Regions from separate parts of the Homo sapiens genome. Here region 2 is linked to region 1. A link is a loop called in an ENCODE intact Hi-C map of the cell type or tissue named here. Cell type or tissue: ovary. All regions are shown on one strand. Each heading gives the region's core, and the rest is flanking DNA. Links, peaks and the distances in the headings are about the cores only.

Region 1 (10,199 bases), core at 814-8,813:
TGACTGAGGCTGCTTTCTTTATTTCAGAGATGCCCTGCCCAGAAAGGATGAATCTAGGGAGGCAGTCTGGCTGCAGTGGCTTTGCCGAGCTGTGGTGGGCTCCGCCCAGTTCGAACTTCCTGGTGGCTTTGTTTACACTGTGAGGGGAAAACCACCTACTCAAGCCTCAGTAATGGTGGACGCCCCTCCTCACACCAAGCTCAACCATCTCAGGTTGACTTCAGACTGCCGTCCTGGCAGCGAGAATTTAAAGCCAGTGGATCTTAGCTTGCTGGGCTCCATGGTTGTGGGATCCACTGAGCTAGACCACTTGGCTCCCTGGTTTCAGCCCCCTTTCCAGGGTAGTGAACGGTTCTGTCTCACTGGCATTCCAGGTGCCGCTGGGGTATGAAAAAAAAACAAAACTCCTGCAGCTAGCTTGGTGTCTGCCCAAACAGCCATCCGGTTTTGTGCTTGAAACCCCAGACCCTGGTGGCGTAGGCACCCGAGGGAATCTCCTGGTCTGTTGGTTGTGAAGACTGTGGGAAAAGCATAGTATTTGGGCCAGAGTGCACCATTCTTCACAGCACGGTCCCTCACAGCTTCCCTTGGCTGGAGGAGGGAGTTTGCCAACCCCCTGCACTTCCCGGGTGAGGCAATGCCCCACCCTGCTTTGGCTCACCCTCCATGGGCTGCACCCACTGTCTAATCAGTCCCAATGAGTTGAGCCGTGTACCTCAGTTGGAAATGCAGAAATCACCTCCCTTCTACATTGGTCTTGCTGGGAGCTACAGACCCGAGCTCTTCCTATTCGACCATCTTGACCAGGAATACCATATATTTTTTTTAACATTTTAGATTTGGGAGTACATGTGCAGGTGTGTTACATGGATATATCGTGTGATGCTGAGGTTTGGGCTTCTATTGAACCCATAACCCGAATAGTAAACATAGTACTCAGTAGGTAATTTTTCAACACTTCCTTCCTCCCTCCCCTCTTTCAGACTTCCCAGTGTTTTTTGTTTCCATCAGAAAGAACTTTCAATATTAAAGCCATACTTACATTTTTTCTCTCCTTTAAAAATAGCTACTTTCAACTTTTTCCAAGTTTTATAACTGCATAATAAGGCTTACCATTTCCTAGTTCAGAATAAGTTTGCAAACACAATGCCTGGGGGTGCCATTCATGTTGTGAATAATCATAATCCTCATGGCTATCCACTCTTCCCTGCAAGGAATTGTGGAGTCCTTACTGTATTACTTCCATTCCTTTAGTCAGTGCCCCATTTGGAGGTCAACTACCTCCAGCACCCCACTGCCTATTACCAATTTCCATGTCAGTCTCAGTGGCAATCAGCAGAAATGGATTCTGCTTAACTTAAGCAGAATTGCAATTTATTGAAAGGGTGCTGTGTAGCTCACATAATTGTTGAGAAGGTTAGAGTACAAGGTTTGACAAACAGTCAAGAAAAAGGAGGCTACACATCTAGAGCCATAGCAAATTCTTGCCATGATCACATGAGTAAGATCCGCTAAAGCGACTGCTACTGACCACCGGATGTCACACTTTGTAGCAGCAGCATTGCTGCACCTGGAAAGTGGATGCTGATGCATCTTCTGCGTCCCTCAGCATGATTTCTTGTCCTTGTTTCACTAGATCACAATCTTTAATGCAAAAATAGATAGGTGCATCTGATTGGCTTAATTTAGTTCATGTGCTTAAGCTTTGCTTTCAGGGAGAACCATGAAAGGAGCTTTTTAAGTGTTTTCAGCTTCTATGAGAAGAGGTTGGCTCTGCATTCTCCAGAAATTTTAAAATGCAGAGTTCCCTATACATGGGAAGGAGATGAGGACACTGGGTCAATAAAAAGAAATGACATGTCTATTTCAGTTGAGTATGCATCTGTTGGTTGCATTTGCTCTGAATTCACAAACTAAGGTTGTATTTATAGCATTTTGCAAAGTTCTACAGGTGGCTAGGTAATATCAACTAACATTGATTAAATGGACACAAAATGTTTTTAAGTGATACTGATAGGTAATCTCCAATTTGTAGACTCGTCAAAGTAGATATTATGATCCTAATATTATTGAAGATGATCACAGTAACTATAGTAAACTAGGATTTACTGAGTGTATACTACAGGACACTCCCTGTGCTCAGTGCATTATCTGCGCAGCCTCAATCAGTCTTCTGAGTTTATTGTTCCTGTTTTTTCATGAGGAAATTGAAGCCTGAGAGCTTGTGCAACTTGCCTAAGATTAAACAAGTAGAAAAAGTTAGAGGTAAGACTGGAATCTGGATGACTCCATTGCCTGGACAATTACCCCTGTATCACACTTCCAGAGTACCTTCATAAGGGCTGCACTAAAGTCAAGTGTTGGCCTTGAGTTTGGCTCCAATTTGTAGTTCAAGTTTGCTTTGACTTTGGGCTTTGGAAGGCCAAGTAGCTAAAGGCTCATTGTAGTGTCATTTGTGGCATCCTTGAACTCTCCATGAACAAATCATCATCACGTAGTTTTCATTGTCTCTAATCAATATAATCAACATTAGTAGTGTGAACAAAACTTGTCATTTGTATTTATTGTCAGTGTCTGAATAGTCACATTCAAGCATAATAACCATTTCAAATGTAATGTGAACATTTCCTTATCAGCTAAATGTTTAAATTCTCTCAGTTGAAGTATTTATTATTGTAAGACTAAAATGCTTCAGATTAATGGGGATTGTTAGAGCTATTAACTTTATGTAGCAAAACAGTTGTTATGAACTTTAAAATGGTCAAATAAAAACCTAGATTGGTAGTTACCATGAATTAGTAGATTCATGAGTTAGATAACTTTACAAATGTTTATAAAATTTTAAATAATAATATAAGAGGAAATAAAATTAAATTATACCATAATTCTCTTCACTGACTTGTTTGGTATACTGCCATTTATATTTTCAAAATATAATTTTTAGGAACTATATTTAATTTTCAGTGATTTAATTCTGTTTAGATCTTGAGTCTTTTAAGAACAAAAATCCTCTTTGGATTTTTTTTTTATTTTGAAGGAAACATTTTACAAAGTGAAATTTCACCTCAAAATTTTACAAGAAGGAAAAACTAAAAAATTGTATACAATAATATCCAGAATGAATAATCCTTGACCAAGATAGAATAAAGAATGTAAAAGATTATAAAGAAAAGAAAAAAGGATTAGGGAAAAATGAGACACCTCAAATGCATAACATTCTCACTAATCAAAGCTTAAAACAATAGACTTTACCAAAAAATAAGATTTTTAAAAATAATTTTCATTATATAGAAGCTGGAAATGAAACAAAAAATGGTGAATTGATTGTTCTAGAGTCTAGACTGCCCATCACTTTTAGTAGTTGAAGGTTTCTTTTAGGTTTTCCAAATCTATAAATTCAAAGGTACAAAGTTCTTTGTAAAAGACATGTTTCTGAAAAAAATTTTTTCCATTATATTCTGCTGTTCATGAAAAGGTTAAAAATGTTATTAGATGAACAATTTGAAAGTGACTATTCACTATGGCAATTTTTTGGCTAAAATTTTATGTTTATTCTTTTATTTTAAGATTTTTTTCTTTGAGAGCTATATTTCACTTTGGTCATCAAATTTCCAGGCAAATATTGTTATTAGCACTTGAGCGTTCATTCAAAATGTGTATATTGTTTACACTACTAATGGTTCCTGTCTATCCAGAAGACCAGACATGCATTTCTTAAAACTCAGAAATAAGAAAGTGCTTTCCAGGCATGGAAGGAAGGGCTGAAGCTCAGCCAACACCAACACTTAACTACTTCTCTTTTTCAGGAATGATTTTCTTCATTTCCAGTGTACTGGAGAGCCACTGGTAACTTTTGCTTCCTTGCTCAACCCAGAGTACTACTCATTAATTGATGAGCATTGAAAAGCTTTTGAAGGCTGTCTGAAACAGAGCTTATGCTATAAAAATTGGGGTTCCCTCTGGGGGATGTATCACTGCGCCATTAAACTTGGCCACTTGGTGGCACCAAAAAGTAAGAGCAGCACTGTACGGAGGTAACCAGTGTCTACTGCGTTACAAAGAAAAAGTAAAAAATAAACAATCACTTCTTGGAAAAAAAAAAAAACCCTCTGAATTAAATTGTTTTCTTCCTTTGTAAAATTAGGGGTGGCCAGTGGTGGAGGAAGGGGGATTGTACCAAAGAGAAAGTCCCTTAAATTCCTTTAACCTTGACATTCTATGACCCTCATGTACTGTGAGTTCCCAGTATGCTCTTTGTTAATGAGACTGAAAATGATGGTAACAGGCAACACTTACCATGTGCTTATTATGTGGCAGGGCACTGAACTACGTGTGTCATAGAGATTAGCATGAGTTTATTTTTCTTTCTTATTTTACATGAGAATTGTATAAATCCTCACAACACTATAATAGTTATTATTATTATTATTTTACACATAAGGAAAATATATAGAGGCAGAAGGACTTCTACATAGCCAGTAAGCAGTGCAGCTGGGATTTGAACTCCACAGTCAGTCTTCAGAGTCAGGGACTTCATTGCAACACTCTATTTCTGAATGACTCTTCTTATTTATAAGGGGGAGGTTTACTTCCATTCTTCTGGCCCTTAAGAAAGGAAAAACTGTTAAGGAAAAGCCTCCAACACATGCATATCCTACACAGATATGTAATCCATTTGAAAAATAATGCTTATTACTACAGCATTACCATTGGGGAATAAAAAATGATGTTCACTTACTGTACTTATTTCCAAATTTTAAGTTGCAACCCTGTCTTTAACAATTCAGAAGCACCAGAGTTTTGGTCAGGGACTCCCTTTGGAGTTCAACAGTGTTAGTAACATTTTATTGTTAGCCCATGGTCCCTGGAGAGCGTAATTACAGACCTGCAGTTTTTAAACAATGGAATGAAATGATTTAATACGGGGAGAAGAGGGGAAAAGGACAATGAGAATTAGAAAGTGCTGGAAATCACAAGAGAGGTAATAAGGGCTCAGACTGAAATGGCAGCTGTGATATTAGAGACAGAAGATGAGACACAGCACAAAAGAATAAAGAGATCTGATGAATGAATGACTTGGAGATAAGAGCCAAGGAAGAAATTCGCTATTTCCTTACTAGAGATGACTGGTGATGGTATTGTGAGTAATTCTCTGTGTTTCCTGCCCAAATGGCTGAGGCAAATAATTTTGGATAATAAGTAGAACATATCGTTAGTGGCATATGTCCTTTGGAGGCAAAACAAAACAAAAAATAAATAAACCCAACAAAAAACCCAACTGTCCACAGAATAATCTACTAAAAAAATGATCAAGTGCTAGCCATTAAAAATACAGGTTGTTCAATGTCCCTTTAAAGTTTTTTGTTGTTGTAATTTCTTGGCTATAGGGGGTGTATTTGTGGGAGCTCTTGGGGGCTATCTTAGAGGGTGCCAACAACAAGTGGTTCCTGTCTTTTTAGCTAGTTAACCAGTTTGCACAACCATCAATCAAATACACATGGGAAGCCCTGTGAGAGACCAAAATCAACTCAGGAAGCCCATTGCTAAAGTTGCTTAAAGTACAAAGACAATGTTCCATTTTTAGGAGAATAGCTTTGCAGATTCTTTTCTCTTTCTCTTTCCTCCTAACACACGAATTCTGCTGTTTTGCTAAGTAAGTGTCTATGCTGGAAAACTGATGCAGTGGTGGGGTGAATAGCAGGAGAAAAATAGAAGGTTGGCAGGTTTGTTGGAAGAATGAAAAGAAGTTGACCATTGAAGCTGCGTGGCTCTGCAATTTGATTTCTTGCTGGGATGCTCTGATCAAAGATTTGTGGGCATTAAGGTAGTAACTACTGGCCAAGATTTTGGGTTGGGGATTATCTGTGAATTTCAATTATCTATTATACTTCTTCCCTGTCCTCCATTACCAAAATAATGGAAATTTGGCTACATAAACAGAACATATGAAAGCTAGAATACCACAATACCTCTTGCAATCAGCTTTCACACTTACCAAGTAGGACAATGGCCTTTGGATATATGGACATAAATCTTATTTTATCCTTTTCTAAGATTCTCTGCATTAACTGAAGCTTCTGCCCAGTTTGAACAGAAGATTATTGAACTGGAAGCTTATTGCTGTTTGTGGCATTTTTGCATCTCTGAGAGGCATGCAGGCAAGTGGTAGAAGGGAGTCGTAGACCACTCTGGTAGGGGCACTATCTGTCTGCAGGGAGAAAGGACAGATCAGCAGGCAGGGCCTTCCTTTCCAAGGAGGGCTTTTGGTCCTGATCTGGAATGGGTGGTGGAGCTGGGGGTAGGGAGTCAGGATGTGATACAAGGCTGCCCTCTAATCGGAGGACTTGGATGGAATCTGTTGCTTAAGATTTATTGGCAGTCATAGACACTAACTAGATTAGTGCGATTATTGAATATAGGTAACATTTCATCTCATTGTCAAAAGAGATAATAATCACCTTATCAATAATTGTGATTTGGTGGCTTTGTTTTGTTTGTATAAGAAGTTGAACAAAGATAGATAATAATCCCTCTGGCATCCCTTACCCCTAATCATTTTCCTGGGTGTACCAAAATGGAAGGTACGCTCATTAGAGGTTATTCAAATGCAATATTTGGTGTCATTTCTTTCATTCAACAAATATTTATTGGGGTCTACTATGCTTGGGACTCATTGCTAGGTAAGGACTGACAACTAGACAGAGGTTCTTACCTCAGAAACCTTTTTAAACCTTTTGGGAAGAGTTTGATTATATATACATGTTATATTAGTCAATTTTCACACTGCTGTAAAGAACTGCCTAAGACTGGGTAATTTATAAAGGAAAGAGGTTTAATTGACTCACAGTTCTGCATGGCTGGGGAGGCCTCAGGAAACTTACAATCATGGCAAAGGTGAAGGGGAAGCAAGGCACATCTTACATGGCAGCAGGAGAGAGACAAAGTGAGCAAAGGGGAAATGCCACACTTTAAAACCATTGGCTCTCATGAGAACTCACTCACTATCATGAGAACAGCATGGGGAGAGCGCCCCCATAATCCAATCACCTCCCACCAGGTCCTCCCTTAACATGTGGGGATTACAATTCTAGATGAGATGTGGGTGAGGACACAGAGCCAAACTATATCACATGTAATGGAAACAAGCCACGGAGTTGCTCTATTTCACTGTTCTCCCAGATATTTGAGAATTTTCATTTTTTAAAGCCTTCTTTATGCTTCTTAACTTATTCTGTCCTTCCTGCTGCTGCTTCTCCATGTTTCTCCTTGGCTGGGTCTGCTTTTCTCCTTTCCTAATTGATTGAGTCATAGCTGAGCGGCTCCTTGCTTTGTAAAGTTCTGTCATTGTAATGAGATATGCACAATATACGGATGCTCCAACTTCACTACTGAAAAGCTACGGGAAGACACAGTTGTTCTAAACTGAAGTATTTTAAATGTAGTAGAAGAGCTTGCCCTTTAAAAGAATCTTCTTTGCAATGAATCTTTTGATAAACAGCATCTTTTGTTATGTAAATAATGATCCTTTATTTCATCTGTTGGCAAGATCTAATTTTAAGGCAGGATGAACCTCCATTATATTAGAATAAGATTACAAAACTCATCACTCCAAAAAGAATTTTGTTGTAATAAAAATCGTTTGTAAAACACAATTGTCATGTGATTTTAAGGTTAAATGATGAGTGTGGAAAGTAGGTGGTAAACAATGGGATCACGTTATGTGCTATTTTAAGGCCCCAGAAAAAATTTTTGTGTTTAATCTTTTGGAAAAATTACTCCAGGAAAGCAGTGATGAAATATGAATATGAATTGGTATGTTAAAATGAGAGTGAACTCTAATAGTACATATTTCTAGTGAATCAATATCTGTCTTTCTAATACGGTTGTTATAGTCATCAGTTTTGCTGGTGGTGAATATAATTGTTGGGAAAGTGTTAGTGGAGTAACGTGTGCAGAGGCCTGGAGCTCTTCAGGGGCAGACAGTCACATTTCTTAGAATTCTTAGAATTTAGAGTTCCCTAACTACTGTCATTTTTTTGTGTGTGACTCTTCTTTGAAACTATTCTGAGTGTTATCTTTCCTTTGTACATCTGAGAAAAGCAAAGTCTAGAAAAGTTTCAAAATATTATCTTCTAAGTCATTTGAAAGAACCTGCATTAATTAGAAGTTGAGTTGTCTGTTTTTCTGTTTCAAATCTTTTCCTTAACAAAGAAACACAGTGGTATTTAACAGCTAATCAGTATCAGTCTGTCTGTGTGGTAATATGCATATGGACTAGGGTATGTTTAGTTTTGCCCAATTATGAAAAAAGACTTTAGTTGAGGATATAGAGTTAACAAGCTAAAAAACTATTTAGGATCTCTAAAAGTACTTTATTTAACATCTGCTTATTATTTAAACTGTGCTAATCGAGGTAATTCTTAGATAATTAATAAAGGTTAGCTCTCTACTTGACAACACTAATTATTCTTTCCTTTAATTGGAGAAAGTTTAGAAAAATCACCAGACATGCCATCCAGAGAGAATTCTTATTTGTATGTTGGCACATTTGCTTTCAATATTTTTTTCTGTTCTGTTTTTTCAATTTTTTTCTATTATTATTTTACACATAAGGAATATATATAGAGGTGGAAGGACTTGTACATAGCTAGTAAGCAGTGCAGCTGGGATTTGAACCCCAAAGTAAGCCTTCAGAGCCTGGGACTTCATTGCAACACTCTATTCCTGAATGACTCGTCTTATTTATAAGGGGGAGGTTTACTTCCATGATTCTGGCTTTTTTTTTTTTTTTTTTTTTTGAGATGGTGTCTCGCTCTGTTGCCTAGGATGGAGTGCGGTGGCGCGATCTTGGCTCACCACAACCTTTGTCTCCTGGATTCATGTGATTCTCCTGCCTCAGCCTCCTGAGTAACTGGGACTACAGGCGTGCGCCACCATGCCCGGCTAATTTTTGTATTTTTAGTAGAGACGTGGTTTCACTATGCTGGCCAGGCTGGTCTCAAGCTCCTGACCTTGTGAAACACCTGCCTCGGCCTCCCAAAGTGCTGGGATTACAGGCATGAACCTCTGTGCTCAGCCAGATTCTGGCTCTTAAGAAAGGAGAGACTGTTAAGGAAAAGCCTCCAACACATGCATATCTCACATAGATATATAATCCATTTAAGAAATAATACTTATTACTACATTGTTACCATTGGGGAAATAAAAAATGACACTCACTTACTGTACTTATTTCCATATCCTTGATGTGCTAATGGATTTGGTTTGCTAGTATTTTGTTGAAGATTTTTGCATCTATGTTAATCAGGGATATTGGCCTGTAGTTCTCTTTTTTGTTGTCTGTTTGCCAGGTTTTGGTATCAGGATGATGGTGGCTTCATAGAATGAGTTAGAGAGGAGTTCTTCCTCTTCGATTTTTTGGATAGTTTCAGTAGAATCGGTGCTAGCTCTTCTTTGTACATCTGGTAGGATTTGACTGTGAATCCATGTGGTCCAGGGTTTTTTTGGTTGGTAGGATTTTTGTTATGATTCAATGTCAGAACTTGATCTTGTCTCCTCATTTCTTCCTGATTTATCCTTGGGAGATTGTGTGTTTCCAGGAATTTATTCATTTCCTCTCAGTATTCTAGTTTGTGTGCATGAGGTGTTCAGAATAGTCTCTGAAAATCCTTTGTATTTCTGTAGGATCGGTTGTAATGTCATCTTTGTGTTTCTGGTTGTGCTTATATGGATCTTCTCTCTTTTTTTCTTTGTTAATCTAGCTAGTGGTCTATGGATCTTGTTTATCCTTTCAAAGAACCCACTTTTGGTTTCATTGCTTCTTTGTATAGATTTTTGGGTCTCAATTTTGTTCAGGTCTGTGTTGATTTTAGTATTTCTTTGCTACTGCTAGTTTTGGGGTTATTTTTCTAGTTCCTCTAACTGTGATGTGAGATTATTAACTTTATAACTTTTTGAGACAGGCACTTAGTGCTATAACTGTCTTCTTAACACTGCATTTGTTGCATCCCAGAGATTTTGGTATGTTGTTTCTAAGTTTACATTTATTTAAAATAATTTTTAAATTTTATTGTTTCTCCAAAAGTTGTTCAACAGCAAGTTGTTTAGTTTTCATGTAATTGTGTGGTTTTGAGGGATCTTCTCATATTCATTTCTATTTTTATTCCACTGTAGTTCAAGACGATGGTTGGCATTATGTC
Region 2 (10,148 bases), core at 1,300-9,299, 140 kb before region 1:
TTGGTTTCTGTCTTTAAATTCTTACATATGAATTGTCTCTGTTTTATGCTAATAAATTCTTTTGCAGTGAACTCTTATTTGCCAGTTGCTTCTAGCGTACTTGTCAATTCTCCAGGTATTTTAAGGCCCTCGAGAGTGGAATAGTGTCTCATGCTTGTCTTCTGGTAAACATACTATTTAATGTAAGACTAGGCAGACAGTAACTGTTGATTACTTGATTGAAAACTTGATGAATGTTACTTAACATTTTTTTCAAGCCTGTGTTTTTGGAATATTTAAGCCTTCTGTTTTTTTTTTTTTTTTCTCTTCTAGAAAGTCATTTTTTAAACAACACTCAACTTTGTGAACCCCTGAAGATTTTTTGACCGTTCCAAGTCTTAATGCCACACCACTATTCCAGCGAATTTATGCTACAACTGGTAACAATGACCAGAAGCCTGAAGAATTAAAATGCCAACACCAAACCTTTCCTTACCAGCTCTGGTCTATATTGCTCCCATGCATTTAATATATTATTTTGTTTTATAACCACTTCTAAATATTCTCAGTTCTTTCTTTTTGTTGTTGTTAATTAAGGGGTTTTGGTTTTGTTTTCTGTTTACTTTGTGTGCAACTACCTGCTTTTAATGACTCACTTTGATCAAATGACAGTGAACAAAGCCAGCCCAAGCTGGTAAGGTGCTGTTCACTTGAACAGGTGCTGTTGCGCAGAAAGGAAACTCTGTGACTAATTTAGATAGTGGCTTTCCTTCTTCTGGATTCTTTTCATTGAATTCTCACAGTAAATATTTACGGAGTTTTCAAATTGCAGCAAATATACTGTATGAGAAAATATTAATACAGATTAAAAGCCTTTCTTACATCTTGAAAATTTTCTAATATTTGAGAATTTCACAGGGATGTTTTTTATATTGGACCCTTTTGACTTTCCAGTCCTGTGACTTTCTACTTTTAGTAGAGAGTCAGAATCTCTGGACTGGAGAATAATGAAGAAGTTCACTGACTGTGCACTGTGCTTAGAGACCCTGCCGCACCACAGTGCCAATGCTTGTCAGACACATGCCCTTCGGCAGCATTCCAGAACAGGAGGGAAGAGAAAGAGAAAACTTTCTTCCCTTCTACTAAAAGATTCAGGCAGCTTAAAACCTTAGTGCTTTCTTTCTTAACATACCCACATTTCAATTCTTTCCATTATTTGAACACTTGGGTAGAACTCTTGCTTTGTATTAAACCTCTTTGTCTACACATGTAAAACTTACCTTTTGTTATTGAGCAGGCCTATCTCTTTCAGATAGTTTTATGATTCACACAGGTTTGAGGATGCTGGGGAGAGGGGGAGGGGGCTGTGGTGGTGTTCTGTTGGTTACAAGAAAGTTATACCATTTAAAGCTGGCACCAGAGACCCGATAGGGACTTATTAACTATATTGAACATTTTTTCCTTTGCCTTTGACCCTATGTATAGTTACGATGCCAGATTAGATTTATAGCAGCCTCAAGTTGTATTAAATGATATTTTGCTTCCTGTAATACTATTATAAAATAAAGTTTGTTTATTCTCTAAACTTGTCACTTCTCTTTTTCTAAAGGGTTAAAAAAACAAACTTGAGTGATATTTTTCATCAGAAGTCTTAGTATTTTGTGAAAAGTAGCATTTCAAAATCTGTTTTCAGCTCTTCTGTAATTTGATGATGCTGCCAACATCACTATTTGAAACGGTGAAAGCGACGTTGAAAGTTTGTAAATCTAATGTTGAGAGTGCCAGATTCCTTCTGCCTGGTTACATAATCCATTCCAGCTTTTACGAATTCTCCGAGGGATATTTTTGCTTGTTTTCTTTGTGCATTTTTCATTTTGTTTTCAGGAAATATTTTAGCTGTACCATCTGAATCTTGCTCCTCTGCTTCATGTCCTTCTTTACTTTGTGTCCACTGGCCCTCTGTATATCAGGCAAACTAGGCCACTGAGGGGCTGCATCCCAGTCTGATTGGGATGCTTTCTTGTGAAACTTTTGTTGGGGCACACCAGGTTATGGTGTTATTATAGAGCAAATAACCAACAGGGTACATTTCTTGTAAAGTGTTATATAGAATTTTTTTCTCTAGTCATTTAAAGTAAGTACATTAAATACAATTTGCATAACTGTCGTCTTTGAGATCTGTTTCCACTAAATTATCTCTCGCCTTGTGAAAGGCCTTTCTCACTTTCTCTATAATTATTACAAAAACAACAACTCCCTGGAGAATCCGATTCAGCAAGCCAAGCCTTAGAAATATTGTGGAACCAAATGTGATTTTGCAAATGTATGCCTCATCAGAAAGTTTGTATAACACTCACATTGAAATCATAGGTTGCGCTTCCCTGGGTGTTTTGAAGACCATATTTGCAGTGACAGGAAGAAAGTTTGTCTTCACAGGTCCCATGGACTAAGAAAGGTGGTGTGCGGGGATTAGGGCTCGGTTTTATTTAGCTGAGACAGCAAGAACAGGGTTTAGGGTCCTGGGGGCATTGAGAGAATCTATGGGAATTAATACCCACAGAGCCACTTGAAACAATGTTTATACTTATTCCCACCTGTAGCTACAGGAGCAAGGCTGTCTTTTAAAAAAATATTTTGTATTATAAAGTATTTCTCTGGCTGTTATAATCTCATCTGGTAAATTGGGCTAAATGATAGAATAAATAGGAAAGTAGATCAAACAAGGTTTTGGAAATTGGATTTGAAAAATTTGAAAAGTGGAAAGAATATTTTTAAATCCCCAATCTGTTTGATGGTAATTATACATTGGATGGTATTTTTGAATACATGTTTTCTGCTGTCTTCTGCTTGTCACTCACATGTTAGACTGTATGTCATTGAATACATTGTGATAAATTCAGAGGCCTCTTCTGACTGGCACACCAATTACAAAGTCAGAAAGTAAGAATCTTGTGAGCATGCTTTGAAAATTCTAACAACTTTTTGATAAATAGAAATCAGAAAATTTATTTCCAAAATGTGCTTAATGTCATGAATTCTGAGAGTTATCAGAGTTCTGAATTTTGATGGTTATCAGAGTTGTGAACTCTGATTTCTGATATTCAGTCTTGCCAAAGAACTTGAGATTTCACCAAAAAGCTGTTCTTATTGTCTAGGAGTGTTTACCTCTTCTGAATTTTCCAATCGCTAAATTATGTCTGGAAAATTCTGGAGGCTGTTACCTGGCCAGATTATTTTTAAAAAACTTTTGCAAATAACATTTCAGAAAACATAATATGGGCTTTTTCTTGCCCAAATTGTTTTTCAGCTAGGTTTAGGATGTGCAGCAGTCATGGACCTGCAGTTTCCCAACACCAAATTGCCAAATTACCAACATGATTATCAAGAGAGATGAAAAGATAGTATTTACAGCTTTGAGTTCATTCTGTTAAATTTTTAGCTGGTCACAGTGGGTCACACCTGTAATCCCAGCATTTTGGGAGGTAGAGGCAGGAGCATAGCTTGAGGCCAGGAATTCAAGAATAGCATGGTCAACCTACTGAGACCCTGTATCTACCAAAAACAAAAAACAAAACAAAAAAACCCAAGTGAGGCTGTGCACTCCTGTCCTGTAGCCAGAGGCTGAGGTAGTAGGATCATTTGAGCCCCAAGAGTTTGAGGTTTCAGTGAGCTATGATTGCACAACTTCACCCCAGCCTGAGTGACATAGCAAGACCTGTCTCCAAAATAATATATATATTTATATATGTTTTTTGGTAAATTTATTGAATAATAAATAATGACAATGTGACAGAAATTAAAGCACCTATTGAAGTGTTTTATTGAAGGTCTCCAGTTGGAGAAACATTATCCCTATTGGTGAACCGTTTCAGATACTATAGCATTTGGAATAAGATTCGGAACTGTTGTAGTGAGACCATTGAGGGTTGTGGGAGCATTTCTGGCCCCTGGTGAAAGGCCTTGGAGCATAGGATGCAGCTGAATGTAGGGTAATGTAGGGAGACTGCCGACTTGGTCTAGGTGGAGGCCAAGACAGCAGGAATGCAAAGGACCGAAGCAGTTCAGGACTGAATGAGATCTTAAACTGGACCTATGAGAATGAGAAGTGCAAAGGCCTGACTGTGCAGCTGCTTGGTAAAGCTGTGCTGGATAAAGGATTTGACAAATTCGTTAGCAGTGCCTTCAGGCAGATGATAAACCCTTGGGACTTGTTCCTTCATGGGAAAATGAACATGTTTCTGCCCCTCTCTACATATAAAAAACATTCATAAATCTAGTCAGTTTCATTGGAGATTCTCTGCTCTCATTGGATGGCAGAAAAGAAACAGGCCTTGTTCTAAAGTACTTGGTAGTGCTTGGTGCTGAAAACATGTCTATATAGAGCTCATGTGTTATCACAATAGCTGAGATGGTGGACCAGCACCCACCAGAGCTGGAACTGGCCTTCTGAAGTGCCCATTATTGGAGGAAGATGGAGCAAACCTTGATAGCTGAGCCACAAATGTGGCTGGCAGCTGCCTGAGATAGGAATACGATCTGTCCTTTCACACTTTCTGTTAAAGAAAGCATTTTTACATAAGCTGATTTCCCCCAGGGGCTAAAAAGAGATCTCTCCCAAAACTGAAAGAATATTGTTATTCCTTCCATATGGCAAGAGCACTGTTACTCTGAATTAGTTCAGTCTGAAAACCCCGGCAGACATTTTCATTGTAATCAAGTGCAGTAAAATGCAGAAGTGAGTGTCTTTATTCTAGCAATAAGTTTTATATTATGCAAGAAGTGCAAATGGAAACTACTCACGGAATGGGTATCAAGAATTTTAGGGTGGGGCTGAGGGGAAGAAGCAGTAAAAATCCAGCACTGATGGTATATTTTTGCTTTGGGTCATCCACACAACCTTTAGTATGACTGTAAGCCACTACTGAAACAGGTGCATTTCTTACAGGTGACCCCATTCATTATGTTTTATAAAGTGGATCACTCAGCCTGTTAATGTCCTGCACAAAGATTGGAATGTAACCAGTCTTACACTTAGAATGCATTGAACATCTTTGATTTATGTTAACTGGAAGAATGTGGGGAGCACAACAGTAACCACAATCTCGTTTAACTACCCCTAGAATTAAGTTTCTTTTCAATTACCTATGTTGTCTCTTTGGGGCTCCCACTGAAAAAGAACTGTAGTGAAATGTTGACTTATCCGCATAGTTAGATATAGCTCCCTGTATTTTGGTATTACAGGCAAAGACTTGTATTCTCCTCCTCAGGAATTATGTGAACATTCTGCCCTTTCCTTTTCCCATTACCAAATTGCCAACATTTCCAGGTCGCATCATGCTGAAAGCTACATTTGTGGGTGATCCATACCTAGTGTGGGGATACTCCACTTGTTTTGTGCATATTTGTGACAATAATGATTTGTGAAAGCAATCAGGAAAAGGAGAGAAGCAAAGTCAGGTCCAAAAATGATACCTGAACTGTGTCACTTAAGAGTTGCTGAACTGCAAGAAGAACGTGGAAATATTCTTGCATATGGAATCTACTGAGCTCTCTCCAAGGCATTCATCTTTTGCTATTCATTGGATCTCTACCAAGGTTTCTTCACCTCTAAAATCGGAATAATAGGGGTTCCTATGGGATTATGTAGTAAGATGCTGCAGAATTTTATTTTTTAAATATGCCGTTTAGAGCAGACACAGTCACAATAAAAGTTAAAAAGTTACAATGTGTCCAGTGTATATACCCAGGAAATCCATTCTTGGTACTTTTCAAGAGCTGCTGTTATACTGAGTCTCTGAGAAGTCCCCTTAGATAATAGCTGCCACTTTTCAGTATGGTTCAGAATGAGTATCTTAGTATTCTTTCTATTTTGCTATGGTTCTAGTTTATCAACCTACTTTATTAGCTGAACTGTTGGCCATTGCTTGCTGACCAGTAGAAACTCATTGTGCTTTAGTTATTGGAAAGTCCCCAACTTCACGTCCATTTCATTCTCTGGTACAGGGAAGAGCCATCCTTGGGATTATGTTGGCGATCACAGTTCTGGGACAGTTCTTCATTAACTGAAAGGAAAAATATTAGTTAATAATTTGGAGACATCTGAGTGCCATTGGTCATTTAGAGTTCATAAGGGCTGTTGGCCAGCATATCTGACACTGGTGGCCTTGGCGAGTCACAGAAGTCCAGGTCTTCCAAGCAGATCCTATTACAGGATCGATCCTTATCTCCTCAACCACATCCAGTGGAAATGTAAAGGCTTCTTTCTAAAGAATGGCCCTGGTTAGAGCAAACAAACTACCACTGTAATGAGAATTGTTACATGCTAAGTATATTTAGATTTTGTTGATTAAGTTGAAACTCCCACAGCAAGTCACAGTGTCTGCCCCTGCTCATCCCTCCCAAAAATGTGTCTGGGCACTTACAGTCTTTAGACAAGTCAAATTAGTTTTCTCCCTTTTACCTTTTGGTATATTTTACTGATGACTCTATTTCAGCTTTTTGCAACCTGCTCATTCCTTAACCCCTTAATATATAATTTCAGTTAAAGCTACTCTACTAAAATATTAAAACTCACCATGCCATCGAATTACTGAATCTAGTGGCATTTTCCAATCCCTAGTTTTCTTCCTCAGTAGCATTTGACACAACCCCTCTCTCTGTCTGCCCCCACCATTCTCCTCCCTTTGGCTTTTATTGTATGCCACCTGTGTGCTTTTATCTGCTCCTTAGCTTCAACTATTATGTCTCTGGCAATAACTAGATTTGATTTTTAGCCCTGAGATGCCTTCTGAGATCCTGACACATATTCGTTGGGATCTTCCTCGTACATCAGAAGACACAGCTCTCTTCCTGAAACCAGGAACAACTGATCCTGCTTTCATCCTCAAAAGTTTTGTTTTCAGAAGTATAATTAATCAAGCCAGAGACCAGGAGCTTCTAATCTCATGGGAGGTAATAAACATGTTTGTAGGCTTGAACCTGAAAATGCTCTCTTAGGCTCCCACATAAAGCCCATGCAATTTATCCCTTACTTGATACATTGTATGCCATGTACCCCAGGACACATGCACTTTCCCTGACCAGGCCTACACAAATGCTTATCATGTTAGGGAGGGTGCATATGTGTTGGAGAGTGACAAGTCCCTGACAACATGGGCCTCAAGATTTAGTAGCCAATACTTGCACTTGCTCTGTGCCAGGTGCTGTGTGAAGCCCTTTGCAATCTTTCTCGTTCAATTCTTGTGATGACATGATGAGCTAGTCATCATTATTATTAAATTGCTGATGAGCAAACTGGGGCAGAAAGAAATCATGATGAAGTAATTTGCCCAAGATCAGAGAAACTGATGAATTCAGGATTTGATTCCAGGCAATCTGACTTCAGAGACCACAGTTTCAGCTACTGAGTCACACTGACTTTCCGTAGATTATCGCTATTTCAAAGGTATTCCTTGGAGATGGCCCATGGCTTAGACTTTTAACTCACTGAAATATGAGTACTTTATTCCCTTTTACTCTTATTACCAATGGCTAACTGCACAATAGGGTGCTTTGAATGAGGGACCAGGATACAGATTGTAGAGCTGAAAATGGGTGACCTGAATAACGAGACAGAAAAAAAGTGAACTCTTAAGAGTGGAGAGAGAACTAGAATGGAGAGGCCAAGAGGAAGCTCGTCAATCTACAGTGAATCATCTACCCAGTGAATTAAGTGTCTTTGCTAGGCACCATATGGAGAGTGAGAGAAGTAAAATAATGCCTCCCTAACCTAAAAGAGCTTGCAATTTGGCTGTCATTTCATTTCATTGGGTCTATTAAGGAGGATGTGCAGAGAGATTCGATAGGCAGTTGGCCTTGAGAACACCCAAGGTCGTGGTTGTGGAAAATCCTGCAAGCAATGCAGTGTGCCCTGTTAGTTCCCAGGTAAAGAAATGTGATTTGACTCAGGCAGATCTTTATGTGGAGGAATCACCATCATCAATAACTATTATGACCCCCGTTATATTAAGAGATTGATCAAATTCTTCAAAGATGTTGTAAAATTTTTGCCTTGTTTAAAACTGTCCCACAATTGGTGGTAAGTTTATCTGTCTGGACCAAAAGGACTCAACAGATAGAACCCCTACTGAGGACTCGATACTCCAGAGGTGGTGCGTCGGTGAAGAGGGGCTATCTCTGGAGCCAGCCAGGGTTCGAATGCTCTTTCTACCACTTTGTGGGTAGGTAACCTTGGGCAATGTACTTAATTATCCCAAGACTATTTTAATAATAGCTACTGTAATGCTATAATGACACAAACAGTGCCTTCTTAGAATTCTCAAGCTAGCAGGATAATAATGACTAACAGTTGTTCAGAACAGGCACTGTTAAGAACCTTATATGTATTACCTCGCTTAATCACCATACCCGTCCTATAGTATGTCCTGCTGTTATTTCTATTTTACAGACCAGGAGGCCGAAGCTTCAAGAGGTTGAGTAGAGTGAGTATGAAGTTCAGTGGAAGATGCCTAGCCAGCCTGTATATTATCAGTACTTTAGTTATTTGTTTTAGGATGTGCGTTGCTGAAGGCCAAGACCTGGTTAACTACCTGACTTTCTTTTTGGGTCCAACTCCGTGCAAAAACATTTAGGCATTTCAGTAGACACGTTTTAAAATTTAATTAAATAATGACTATTTTTGGCCATGTTTGTCATTTTAGACAACAATTTGTTCCTGATCAGGGCGATGGTGTTTTGGGGGTGGGGTGGCCTGGAAGTAAAGGTTTGGGAATCTCAGGACTTAGGGAAATAAGATAATGAAAACTTCCAACCTAGAAGATGCAAAATGTCCATGACAATGGCTGATGCAGGGATTGGCTATGGGAAGTTCATGACACATACTTCCACCCCAAGAGCTACTCCTCAAGGAAATTGACACAGATTGAAGAGTGCGGGATGTTAGAGAATTTTCTTTCTTCCTTTGCGAGAAAATTGATGTTCCCTACATACTAATTAAATTTATGTGCACCATTACCTCCTAAGGCTTGAAGTGTGGGGATTAATGTTGAGTGATTACAATACCTCCACATGCTTTCCATCACATCTTAAAATGGCTCTCTTGTCTGACAGACCCAGCTGTATGAGACAGGCAAGCTGGTTTTCTGTTTTAGAATGCAGGACTCTGGGGTTCTGCGAACATGCCAGTTAATCTATCAATGTCCCTCTCTTTACAGGAATAAAACAGAAATGATTACATTTGCCATAACCCTGGTTGGAAGATTAACGACATGACATTTGACCATCTGTTGACAGTTTTTTAAGTGGATGCTGCGAAATGGAGATACAAACTGGTGATATTTTATTTCGAGTCCAGTGATCTCATTTGCCCTCAAACTGGAGAGAAGACAGTACTACTTACCCTTAGGAAAATGGTGCCAGAACTATAATTTTTTCAAAGGTACATGTTCTTAGAGTTTGGGTGGCTTTTCTTCTTAGGAGAAAGACTATTTGGAATTAAAGGGACCAGATCAACCTAAAAACGAAAATATCCATAGTCTATAGTTGGCTGCTAACACTGGAAAATATAATCAAGAATTACTCCAAAAAAAAATAGATGCACTGATTCCATGTGGGAGAGGAGGGAAATACAACCGAAAGATGGTTTGAATATAAACTTCTGGAGGGAATGTATAGTGCAGCTTGCCCATCAGCTGCTACCCTGACCAGGAATCTGTCAAGGACACCATCCAGGGCCCCCACATTTCTCACCCGGTTTGCTTTGGGCTCAGTCTCAACAGAACAAAAACTGCCATCAGGGAGGACTACTTTGATCCACTCAGCTATGCTGTCCTTCTTACAGGAAAGGGGTCCAGATCCAGACCCCGAGAGAGTTCTTGGATCTTGCACAAGAAAGAATTAAGGGCGAGTTCGTAAAGTGAAAGCAAGTTTATTAAGAAAGTAAAGGAATAAAAGAATGGCTACTCCACAGGCAGAGCAGCCCCGAGGGCTGCTGGTTGCCCATTTTTATGGTTAGTTCTTGATTATATGCTAAACGCGGGGGGGCGGTTATTTATGCCACCCCTTTTTAGGCCATGTAGGGTAACTTCCTGACATTGCCAGGGCATTTGTAAACTGTCGTGCTGGTGGGAGTGTAGCAGTAAGGGCGACCAGAGGTCACTGTCATCACCATC

What was found. Peaks named below come from ENCODE experiments on the same cell type or tissue, not always from the same donor. Only the 100,000 strongest peaks of a DNase experiment are listed, where the experiment ranks them.
Region 2: it touches region 1 in a loop (2.2-fold over the local background); 12 of 110 quality-filtered maps call a loop at or near these places.

The regions. Positions count from the first base shown.
Region 1 is chr6:130,691,924-130,702,122 of GRCh38, reverse strand. No RefSeq gene overlaps it. Among named protein-coding and RNA genes, the nearest start is that of SMLR1, 130 kb to the left of the region's middle. RefSeq lists an enhancer at 1-387. In ovary, for the core only: no CTCF peak of the experiment used is centred there; a DNase peak (open chromatin) is centred at 3,998; H3K27ac peaks cover 1,427 bases.
Region 2 is chr6:130,830,763-130,840,910 of GRCh38, reverse strand. It overlaps SMLR1 (small leucine rich protein 1), which reads right to left. Exons shown (of 2, transcript NM_001195597.2): 2 at 3,776-6,041. The coding sequence ends at 5,956. It overlaps EPB41L2 (erythrocyte membrane protein band 4.1 like 2), which reads left to right. Exons shown (of 20, transcript NM_001431.4): 20 at 313-1,564. Among named protein-coding and RNA genes, the nearest start is that of SMLR1, 8.4 kb to the right of the region's middle. In ovary, for the core only: no CTCF peak of the experiment used is centred there; no DNase peak of the experiment used is centred there; H3K27ac peaks cover 1,443 bases.